Regions from separate parts of the Mus musculus genome. Here region 1 is linked to region 2. The links are chromatin contacts, found by Hi-C in ENCODE. All regions are on one chromosome and are shown on one strand. The core of a region is the stretch at or near the end of the contact, and the rest is flanking DNA. Distances in the headings are between cores, read along the strand shown. Region 1 overlaps Ube2l6 (ubiquitin-conjugating enzyme E2L 6). Region 2 overlaps Tfpi (tissue factor pathway inhibitor).

What was found. A loop is a pair of places that touch in the nucleus more often than their neighbours do.
Region 1: a map of heart shows a loop between it and region 2 (2.6-fold over the local background). The contact joins two enhancer-like sites. A Hi-C loop is called at or near these places in 4 of 37 maps with a recorded cell type or tissue (gastrocnemius, heart and left cerebral cortex).

The regions. Positions count from the first base shown.
Region 1 is chr2:84,807,081-84,812,581 of GRCm38, forward strand. Ube2l6 (ubiquitin-conjugating enzyme E2L 6) reads left to right here. Exons shown (of 4, transcript NM_019949.2): 4 at 1,925-2,923. The coding sequence ends at 2,076. Smtnl1 (smoothelin-like 1) reads right to left here. Exons shown (of 8, transcript NM_024230.2): 8 at 4,096-4,459. The coding sequence ends at 4,315. Among named protein-coding and RNA genes, the nearest start is that of Ube2l6, 11 kb to the left of the region's middle. Within about 2 kb of position 3,916, at least 1 of the 3 ENCODE cell types and tissues checked has a DNase peak (open chromatin) inside an H3K27ac peak, as active enhancers do; it is heart, where a contact is called at or near this core.
Region 2 is chr2:84,456,658-84,461,877 of GRCm38, forward strand. It overlaps Tfpi (tissue factor pathway inhibitor), which reads right to left. Exons shown (of 9, transcript NM_011576.1): 3 at 1,366-1,476. The coding sequence starts at 1,474. Among named protein-coding and RNA genes, the nearest start is that of Tfpi, 15 kb to the right of the region's middle. Within about 2 kb of position 3,139, at least 1 of the 3 ENCODE cell types and tissues checked has a DNase peak (open chromatin) inside an H3K27ac peak, as active enhancers do; it is heart, where a contact is called at or near this core.

The sequences.
Region 1 (5,501 bases), core at 2,666-5,165, 350 kb after region 2:
GGTATTGGAACCCTGGGACTTGAGTTATGGACATTAACTCAAGTGAGGTGGATGCTGGGAATCAAACGCAGTTCGTCTAAAAAGAGCTGCAGTACTGTTAACTGATGAGCTACCTACCCATCCCATCCCCAGTAAATGCATTTAAGAAATAAACAAGTCGGAGTGACATGTTTAAATGTTAGTGTGAGATGAACCCCTGTTGGATGGAAAGATGCTTCCTGATACACTGGATGGTCAGCATATTCTCGTAGGCGTGATGTAGACACTTAGCTATGGTGTGTGTGTTTGTGTGTCTGGAAGAGAAGAGAAGAGGAGAGGAGAGGAGGGGAGGGGAGGGGAGGGGAGGGGAGGGGAGGGGAGGGGAGGGGAGAGGGAGAGGGAGAGGGAGAGGGAGAGGGAGAGGGAGAGGGAGAGGGAGAGGGAGAGGGAGAGGGCGAGAGGGCGAGAGGGCGAGCTTGGCCTCAGAGGGAGGAGGTGGGCATAAGAAGACTATCATCTCATCCTGTGAGATGGTGTGAGGTGGTGTGAGTTGGTGTGAGGTGGTGTGAGGTGGTGTTCCCATTAGCCTGGTGGAATAAACCGAGACACTGAAGCTTAGGTGAAGGACCTACAGGAGCCAATGGGTAGAGTGTATATTTAAATGTAGCAGGTATAGTGTGCTGGTTAGTTTTATGTTAGCTTACCAGGAGCTAGAATCATTGAGAAAAATGCCTGTGGGTAAGTCTGTCTGTCTGACATTTTCTTTTATTCATATGAGTACACTGTAGCTGTCTTCAGACACACACCAGAAGAGGACATCGGATTCCATTAGAGATGACTGTGAACCACCATGTGGTTTCTGGGGATTGAACTCAGGATCTCTGGGAGAGCAGTCTGTGCTCTTAATCACTGAGCCATCTCTCCAGCCCTGTCTGGCATTTTCTTGAGTAAAGATTACTGTGAGAAGGTCTGCCCACTGTGGGCGGTGCCAACAACAAGCCAGGAGGCAGTGCTCCCTTGTGGACTCTGCTTCAGTTCCTGTCCTGACTTCCCTCAATGATGGAGTGTGACCTGAGAGTTGTTAGCTAAATAAGCCCTTTCCTCAACAGGTTGATTTTGGCCATGGTCTTTCATCACAGTCACGGAAACCCTAGGACATGTAGCAAGCCTCTTGATCGTGTAAAAGGATGCTGCTGCAATCCCTGCATGGGTCTGCACCAAGCCCTTTGCAAACATGTGCTGTGGTTGTTTAGCAAGGGGTTTTTATGGGACCCCTAACAATGGGAGTGGGGGAGTCTCTGACTCTTTTGCCCGCTCATGGGATCCTTTTCCTCCTACTAGGTTGCTTCGTCCAACCTTGCTATGAGGATTTGTGTTACATCTTGTTAGGCCATGTTTGGTTGCTATCATGGGGAGGCCTGCTCTTTTCTGAAGGAAAACTGAGGAGCAGTGGATCTGGGAGAGAGGGAAGGCGTGTAGGGGGGCTGGGTGGACGGGACAAATGGGAGGCTGCAGTCTGGATGTATTGTATGAGGGAAGAATAAGTAAAAAAGAAAGCGTAAAAATGAGGATCACGAATCCCGTTCATCTCACGGGGAGCTTCTTTGAAGCACGGCAAATAGTCGTTTGAACACCATGGGACAGGTATGGTGGCACGCGTTGGTAATCCTAGCACATGGGAGGCAGAGGAACTTGGCTTCAAGTGCAGCCTGGGTTTCATAGTAAGACCCTGTATAAAAGGAGAGGATGAGTCAGGGTTTCAACCTCACCCGTCAAGAATGAGAGGGACACCTGCTTTGGCTGTGGAGCCATCCTAAGTGATGGTATGCTCTTGTGGTACTCTGAGGATGATTGTGGGGCTTCAGGAGAATCTGGAGATGAGTAGACCTTACCTCCTCCCATGGTTCTCCTTGGTCCTGATGCCCTTCTCTGTCCTCTCCCCCAGTCTTGGAGGCCCTCAATGTGCTGGTGAGTAAACCGAATCTGGAAGAGCCTGTGCGTCTGGAACTTGCTGACCTCCTGACTCAGAACCCGGAGATGTTCAGGAAGAAGGCAGAAGAGTTCACCCTTAAATTCGGAGTGGACCGGCCCTCTTAATTCTGTTCTGAAGCCTGGATCGTCTGCTTAGCAGATGGATATCACCGACTGGTGCCCGAGGCCTTGGGAAGCTCACCCTGTGCCTAAGTTTTCCTTTGTAGTTGCTAATTATGAATCTTGTACCTGGTGTGTATGTATGTGATGGAGGTGGGGGGGCCTGTGTGATGTGTGCTCCTTCCCTGAGCTGTCTGGCTGTAGATGTACCATCCCCACATCCTCCTTGGCTTCAGAGCCAGTGGGAGTTAGGTACACACAGTTTCAGGCCTGCTTTCCAGCTCTCTCTGTCTTAGGCCACCTTTCAGGCCAATTGGCAGAAAATTGAATGCCCCAGGGCCCAGGCACCAAGGGGTGAGAAAGGCAGGACTCTGCTCAGAAGGCAGAGCCTACAGAAGGTACCAAATTTACTGTTGAGTGATTGAGATTGAAAGAGTAGTAAACTCAGTGCTCCAAGGTATGCTAATCATAAAACAGATAGTGACATTCCTCCACCCACCCACTTCCTGAGTTCAAGGAGTATTCATTCAAAGAAAGTCACCTTGACTTTCTTTGAATGAATACTGCAATGCAAATGTGCTATTGTTAGAGGCTCTTAGAAACTGTCTTGAGAGTTAACAATTACCAGGTATTCCTTGTGACACCTGTGACTTTGTACTTCCTTGTGACTCTTATCTGGTATTTTTGGTATTTTCCAACAACGCCCTTCCCACCTCCTTGAGTTGTGTTTTTTTTCCTTTAAATACCCCCTTACTCAGCTACTCGGGGCGCCACGGTCCTCTACCCCTGCGTGGTGTATGACCGTGGGCCCGAGAGCGCTCTTGAATAAAAATCCTCTTGCAATTTGCAGCAAGACCGTTTCTCGTGGGTGATTTTGGGGTGTCGCCCCTCCTGAGTCAGAACGTGGGGGAGTCCTCACGTTGTGGGTCTTTCAAGATCAACGGCGCTTGTCATAGGCATGTCCAGATTTAAGTGTTAAACATCTTATTTTCCACTGATGAATCTCAAGATAAAGAGTCTAACCTCCACCCAGAAGTCGGACTTCATGTTTCTGAATTGTTTGCTCCCTGACTGGCTACATTTCGGGGGGGGGGGGGCAGGCCTGAAGCTGGGATTTGTGTATCCCCAACCCCTGTCCAGGGGTGCTCCACAAAATGTGTCTGCTTGTCTGCCATTAACTTCACAGACAGATTCCAGAGTTCAGCTAAGTTTTCCATGAGAGGATGGGGTGGTTTGGGGGTTTGTTTTTAAAGTTTTTGTTACATTAAAAATAATTTTGTGTGTTTGTGTAGAAGTGTTCGAACATAGCATGGCTTGGGAGTAGAGGTAAAAGAACAGTTTTTTGGAGACATAAATTTCTCCTTCCACTAGGAAGGTTCTGAGGATTCGGCTAAGGTTGCCTGTGTGGCTTGGTGGCCTGCACCTTTTACCCTGTGAGCCCCATGAATGAAGTGTTTCATCAGAAAGCAGGCTGGCTAGGGACTAACAAAGAGTGTGACTCGGCATCTAGTGGCTATTCCCCCATACGGTATAAGAAATGCTGGCCCTGATTAGGCCATCCTTAGGTGGGCCTTCCAGAGGTCTACAGGGGGAACACCATTGTTTTGTGCAAGGCAACAGCTCATTAGTGGATTGTGTACGTCCTTCTGACAATCAGCAGAGACCGCATTTCTTTCTATATCCTTGGCAGCATGTCTGATTTCCCTTCCCCGGTGCTAGACAATGAGTCCACAGCTTCATATACGCCAGACGAGTCCACTATCACCGACTGAGCTTCCATACAGTGGAAACAAGTGGACACAAGGCAAAACTTCAGAGTAGGAGTGGTCAATTTTGTTGGAAACCAGTTACTTAGAATAGTGGCTGTCTCTCGAGCGCCACCCACCGACCGGCTCCAGAAGCACAGTTGTGTGAGATTTCGAGAGATTGTCTACTTCCTGTCTAGAAGTCGGCGTTCCTCAACTCCCCGCTCAGTGGGAGGAAGTGGAGAGAGCAAAAGAGACCTGGCAAACTGCCACACATGGCTCCAAATGCAGGTTTCTTTTTATTTTTGGCCCACCGCCTGTAACATACGTGTGGCTGGTTGGGGTGCGGGGAGCAGCAAGGAATGAGAGGAATTTTGAAAAAGCACTTTCGGTGCGGTTGATACTGGTGTCACCTGCTTTATGTCTGGTGGTGCGAAAGCACCCCGAGGCCACGGTTGGCAGCTGGGCTCCGCTTCCTCCTCCCGCATGGCTTTGCCATTCATTTCTTTTTCGTCTTCACCAGCCCTTTCTGCACAAGGCTACGGTATAGCTCCTGGATGTAGGTGTAGACACACTTGGAATCGGGCACTGCCAGCCGCACCATGTCATCCACCTCCAGCAGCTGGGCACAGTCGGCTAGTTTCCTGAGGGGAGGGTGGAATGAGGAGCATAGGGTCAAAGGTGAAGAGGAAGCCAAGGAGATGAATGGGTCCAGCAACCCTAACAGTTTCATTCAATTAGATCATCTATTTATTAAGCACCTACTATGTGTCAGGCACTCTTCTACTTGTTAGCAGTGAATAGCCAAAACCCTGTTTGATTACCAACAGTAATCAAATACATGAAGCAGAGGGTGTATCAGATTGGTGAGAGATCTTATGGAGAAAAGAATAGTGGAAAAGGGCCACTCAATGCTAGAGAGGGCTTCTGATAATTTTAATAGGGTCCTTGCGGAGGGTTTCAAGAGTAAATAAGGAAGCCGGGTGGAGAAACAGGATTTGCAAAGGCCCCAAAGCAGGACTGCTTGGTGTGTTTCTGGACTGCAGGGAACCCAGCAAGTCCTCATTTTCTAATCTATCAGCTGTACTTTGAGGCTACTTGATACCCCTGGGCTCTGCCGAGGCCGATAAGCTGGGCTAATCACTGCTCGGGCCTCCTGTCCCTGTGCCAGGTGTCTTATCAGCTAGTTCTGCATGACGGTCTCGGTTACTCCTCTTTATCACTAACAAGCAGAGGAGGAACTGAGCTGAGAGGGTTAGGTGCTTTGCCCAAGGTGAAAGAATGTAACAGTTGGGGCTCTGACCCAGGCCTGCCCAATGCCTTTGGCAGCTTGGCTCGGAGGATGCTAGGTCTCCACAGCCTGGGCTGCCGAGGCCAGTCAACCATGGGTGCTAGCAATGGGAGCAAGAAGGCCCCAGTGGAAATCTTCTCTTGGGGCTGCCACAGCTGGGCTGAAATCCAAGCCACTGGCATGGGAGCTGGGGGAGGGGCACAGATCGGAGAGTTTTGAAGAATGGGACAAACTCACCGCATCCACACCTCAGTCCATGGCTGTGGGCTAGTGCTGTCCCCCTAACACTGGGAAAGCAAACCTTTTATGTCTCTGGAGCCCGGAACAGAGCAGGGCTCCCTCAAGAGTAACTGATGAAGCCCGCTGGGGCTTTGGACTGGCTACTCTTTCCCTCC
Region 2 (5,220 bases), core at 1,889-4,388:
TCAGTGAAATACAGAATGCTCAAGGGTCACGGGATGCCTGGGTGATAGCGTGTCCCTCCCCTGGAGAGTGTTTGTGGATCGAGGGCCAACAGGTAGCTTACTAAGGGTCCCATGCTGCGTGCCTCTTGGTATTGTAAAACTAATTAAAAATTAAACAGAAATAAAACAAACCTAGATAAGACTGTGCAACTAGTTGATCAAAAGAGTGTCAAGTCTACAATGTTAAATCAAGCTGTAGCTAGCTGCAGGACTCCGCCCTCTAATCCTAGCCCTCTGAGACTGAAGCAAAAGCTCATAAGTGCAAGGAAGGTCAAGCTGCACCGTATAGTTGGGAACCCTCCATGACACTGTGGGGATTTAAGACTCTCCTCTCGGCTGCCATCATTCCCTCCCTCCCATCAACTAAGGCATCAGGCTCAGGAGTTGGGTTTACCCAACCTTGTTCCTGGGGAATACACTGGACAAACTCACTAGAGATGAGAATGCATACATGAGACTCTAATATATGTTAGAACTACACTATAATCTGTCAAATTGTGAATATTTCCCATTATCAATAACTTGAGTTCTATCAATAGTTTTGTGCAAAGTGTTACTGTGGGGGAAATATATAAATCTACAATGATATAACCACTCACATTTTTTTCATTATTAATATTCTTATCTCACACCTCATGAAATTGGAACTCCAGTCCACACCAATCCCTTTGATGTCTGTCTATTCTCATCTCAGACACTGTTATCTTGAACACACTGGTAAGAAGGAGAGGGTGGCTGGCGCTCAGGTTTATAGTTCTTCCCTTCTCTGGCTTCTCCGAGCTCAAAGATAAAACCGTGTTAGCAAGAATCTCCTTCAGACAGTTCTTGCAGTATTTCAGAGCTAGTTCGGAGCTTTACTGCTTACCTAAGACGCCTCTCTTGCTGAAATGACTTGATTTCGGGTAGTCTAAAAACTAACACACACAATACAAAAATTGTCTTAAGAAAATTATCACTTTGGTTTTTTTGTTTTTAAAAAAAAAAAAAGCCTAAGGGGGCTAGAGAGATGGCTCAACAGCTAACAGAGGACCTGGGTTTGACTCCCAGCACCCAAAACTTTAATTTTGAATATTAAAACTGTGTTCTTTATCTATCAAGCTGGGTTGTAACAGGCTAAAACACCAGTTTCAAGAGACTCAATGCTCTCTTCTGTCTTCTGGGGACACTGCACACGCATGGCGCACAGTCGTAGATGCAGGCAAAACACACATACACATATAATAATAAAACAAAAGTTAAAAGTATAAATTCTAGCTTAGTGAATTTCATACTAAGTTGAGAACTTTGACAAGGTAAAAACTAAAATCAACCTTTGCAATATTTTACCTGTGTCATCAGCTTCCTCAGACAGAGCATTAAGAAACTCGGGAACAAGGCTAAGCAACAGACACACAGTGGCCCAAAAGGCATATTCTTTCTTCATTTTGTAAGTCATTTCTGAAATACAGAACACAAACATGCTTAATAAGCAATCAGTGTGGCTGCATCTGTAGGCTAGCAGGGTTCTCAAAAGCTTCCGGGTGAATTTACTACGTCACATGTAATGCATCTCCCAAGCTGCTGACAGTTCTAAAGGTCACCTTTAAGACATGAACGTGAAGCATCTAGGGTTACAAACACATCTGAACATGTAATAGCATTCAGCAGGAGGCCATCTTGTAGCCTTGAAAACACAAGGTAAACGGAAAATGTTTGAGAGATGGGTAAATGCAGGTTGATATGAGTTGGTACTATCTCTCGTATGTGGAAATAAATAGAAGTACTGGTGGGGAGGGAAGGTCAGAATGATGGCTTGATGCTGTAAATGCAACCTAAAATGAATGAATAAAAAAACTGGTTCGGCAGGCAGCACATACTAGCTGGACTGAGGCCCCTGACATGTATATACAGCAGAGGACTGCCAGGTCTGGCTTCAGTCAGAGATGCCACACATAACCCTTGAGGGACTAGAGGTCCCAGGGAGTGGAGAAGTGGGGGTGGGGGGATCCTCTTTGAGAGGGGACTTCGGGAAAGAGGAAGGAATGGGATGAGGAACTGTCAGAGGCAGACCAGAATGGGGTAACAACTGGACTGTAAAAAATCATTAAAGACCCATGGAAGGAGTTACAGAGACAAAGTTCAGAGCTGAGAAGGAAGGAAGGACCATCCAGAGACTGCCCCACCCGGGGATCCATCCCATAATCAGCCACCAAACCCAGACACCATTACATATGCCAGCAGGATTTTGTTGACAGGACCCTGATATAGCTGTCTCCTGTGAGGCTATGCCACCGCCTGGCAAATACAGAAGTGGATGCTCACAGCCATTTATTGGATGGAACACAGGGCCCCTAATGAAGGAGCTAGAGAAAGTACCCAAGGAACTGAAGGGGTCTGCAACTCTATAGGAGGAACAACGATATGAACTAACTAGTACCCTCCAGAGCTGTGTCTCTAGTTGCATATGTAGCAGAGGATGGCCTAGTAGGCCATCAATGGGAGGAGAGGCCCTTGGTCTTGAGAAGATCATATGCCCCGGTACAGGAAAATGCCAGGGCCAGGAAGCGGGAATGGGTGGGTTGGGGAGCAGGGCAGGAGGGAGGGTATAGGGGACTTTTGGGATAGCATTTGAAATGTAAATGAAGAAAATATCTAATTAGAAAAAGTGTGAAAAATGTAAATAGTAAAAAAATCATTAAAGATTATATATAATATTTTATATGATTTTGTATATGTACACAAAATATTATATATATAATTATATATAATATATTACACACATATATGTATATATAATATATATACTAAAATAATAAAATACCTGCTTATTATACTTGTTATATTAGTATGTTTTTAAAAACTGGTTTGGGTATAAACAGGTTGCACTTTCCATGCCACTCAGCAACTTTGCTTTCTTAGTCAGAACTCTTATTTTCCAATTATTTTGTTGTTCTTGACGTCAACATTCTGAAGGCAGCTCTCAACTTTGTCTCTCTTTCCTCTTGCTTTGGTCCCTCCTTCAGAAGGAAGCATTGTCACAAATCCCCTCCTTGTCTCTTGTGGTATTTGTTTGAGAACTCCCGTTTCCTAACCAGGTTTTCTGCGAGATAAGCACTGAGTAGCTGAACACAATGGACCCCAGCCACTCCCTCCCTGCAGCTCATCAAGTCACCTTTCCCTGGTTTAAGGAGTTGTCCGCCTTTAAGACAGGCAAGTGATGAGCCAGCCCTTTTGCAGCCCGAGGGAAATGGATTCCCGTAGGAAGTGGGACATTTCCTGTTTCAGAAAGATTTAAAGATCTGGATCTTAAAAGGAAAAGAAGTTGAAAAACATGTAGCTTTAAAAAACAAAATACACACACACACACACACACACACACACACACACACACACACACACACACACAAAGACTTCCTCTTTGCACTCAAAGGGGAAAGGAAACGATGCCGGACCGGGAAAGGACCGGGAAACGGGATGTTGAGGCTTCAGAGTCAGCGCAAATGCGTGATCTACAGCTACCCCTTCAAATGCCTGTCTTTGTATCATATACGTTATTGTCTCAATTTTTACTTCTATAACAGAATAACTAAGACTGCATAATTTTTAAGTTATAGAAATTTCTGTCATAATTCTTGATTCCAGAAACTGCCAAATCAGAATACTGACAAATAGAAAATACATAAATATTCTGAGTTCCATGCCAGCCTGGTCTACAGAGTGAGTTCCAGGACAGCTAGGGCTACACAGAGAAACCCTATCTCAAAAAAAAAAAAAAAAAAAAGAAAGAAAGAAAGAAAGAAAAGAAAAAGAAAAAGAAATAAAAAAGGCATGGGTGGACTGAAATACATGAATAGTGAAGTAATGTGTGCCCATTGAAAATGTTACAAATTTATAATTCATACAACATACCTCATGCCATTATGAGAGTCTGATCCACACATGTGATTATAAAGAGTATTTCTACTAAACATCTAGGTTTTAATTTGATTTTTTTCAAATACTTTCGGAGACGCTTTGATTCCATTTGGTTCCACGGGAAGTCCGTTGCAGCTGTGTTTTGAATGTACTGGGAGGTAAGGTTTTTGTCTGCCTGGTTCAGAATGCCGGCTTAGGTAGAATGCCTGCTAAAAACTCAAGAATAGAGACTCTACGTCTACCAAGTTAATCCTATTTAAAGGCTGCAGCTTAAAAAAATCACTTATTTAGTCATCTAGTCTGTGCTTGGTTCCAACGTAGTCAAAACCAGCTTAGATGAATTCGGTCAAAATGTCACTAACCACGTTCCAGACAATGTGGAGCTACCTGGGCCTAGAAGGACTGATTTGTATTAATCTCAGAAACAGCTAGAACCAAGTGACTGAGCACCATCAGGGATCTCTAATCGCTTTATTCTCTGTCTCAGGACAGCCTCTTCCTTTTTTCCCCTCCACACAGCATAGAATATGAGCCTCACCATTCCTGGATTCTGAGCCATTGAAAGAGTTCGGCTACTTTCTTAATACACCAGGTCCAAACAGCCAGTAAATAGCGCTGGCAATTTCAATTTGTAAACACTGGAACCTCTCACTGGAGTTCCTTTAAAATGGGACACAGTGGGGACCTGCATGGATTTCATGAACTGCAAACCTGACTCAAATGATGCTAAAGCTACAAGGGATCTGGCATAAGCAAAGGCAATATCCAAACCATGACTGATCCTTTTTTTATGAGAACGTATGTATCTGTGTCTGTAGTAGCAGGGTGGGGTGAGAGTGGCAGAAGAGGGTGGGGGAGGTCATGAAGCTGGAGTTACAGGGGCTTGTACGCAGCCTGATATGGATGCTGGAAGGCAAACTCTGATCCTCTGAGAAAGCATCAATGGCTCTTAACAGCCTAGTCATCTCTGCGGCCCCAAACAAACATGGCCAGGCTTAAAATAAAAGTATGTGTGTGTTGGCATAGAGGATAAATAGATAGTCCTTAAAAGAATGGGATTCTTATGTAAATCGATGCATTATCAGATACATAGTTTACCAATATGTCCTTGGTTTCTTGCTTGAGGTGAACTGAATGGTTTTGTCCCCCATTAAACCCCCAGGGTGTGCTGCTTTTCCCAGAACAATACAACTAACTTGTTACTAGACTCTCAGAAAAGACTGTGGTAGCAGTTTGAATATCTATCACCCAGATGAATATGTTTGTGACCACACTGATGGCCAGAGG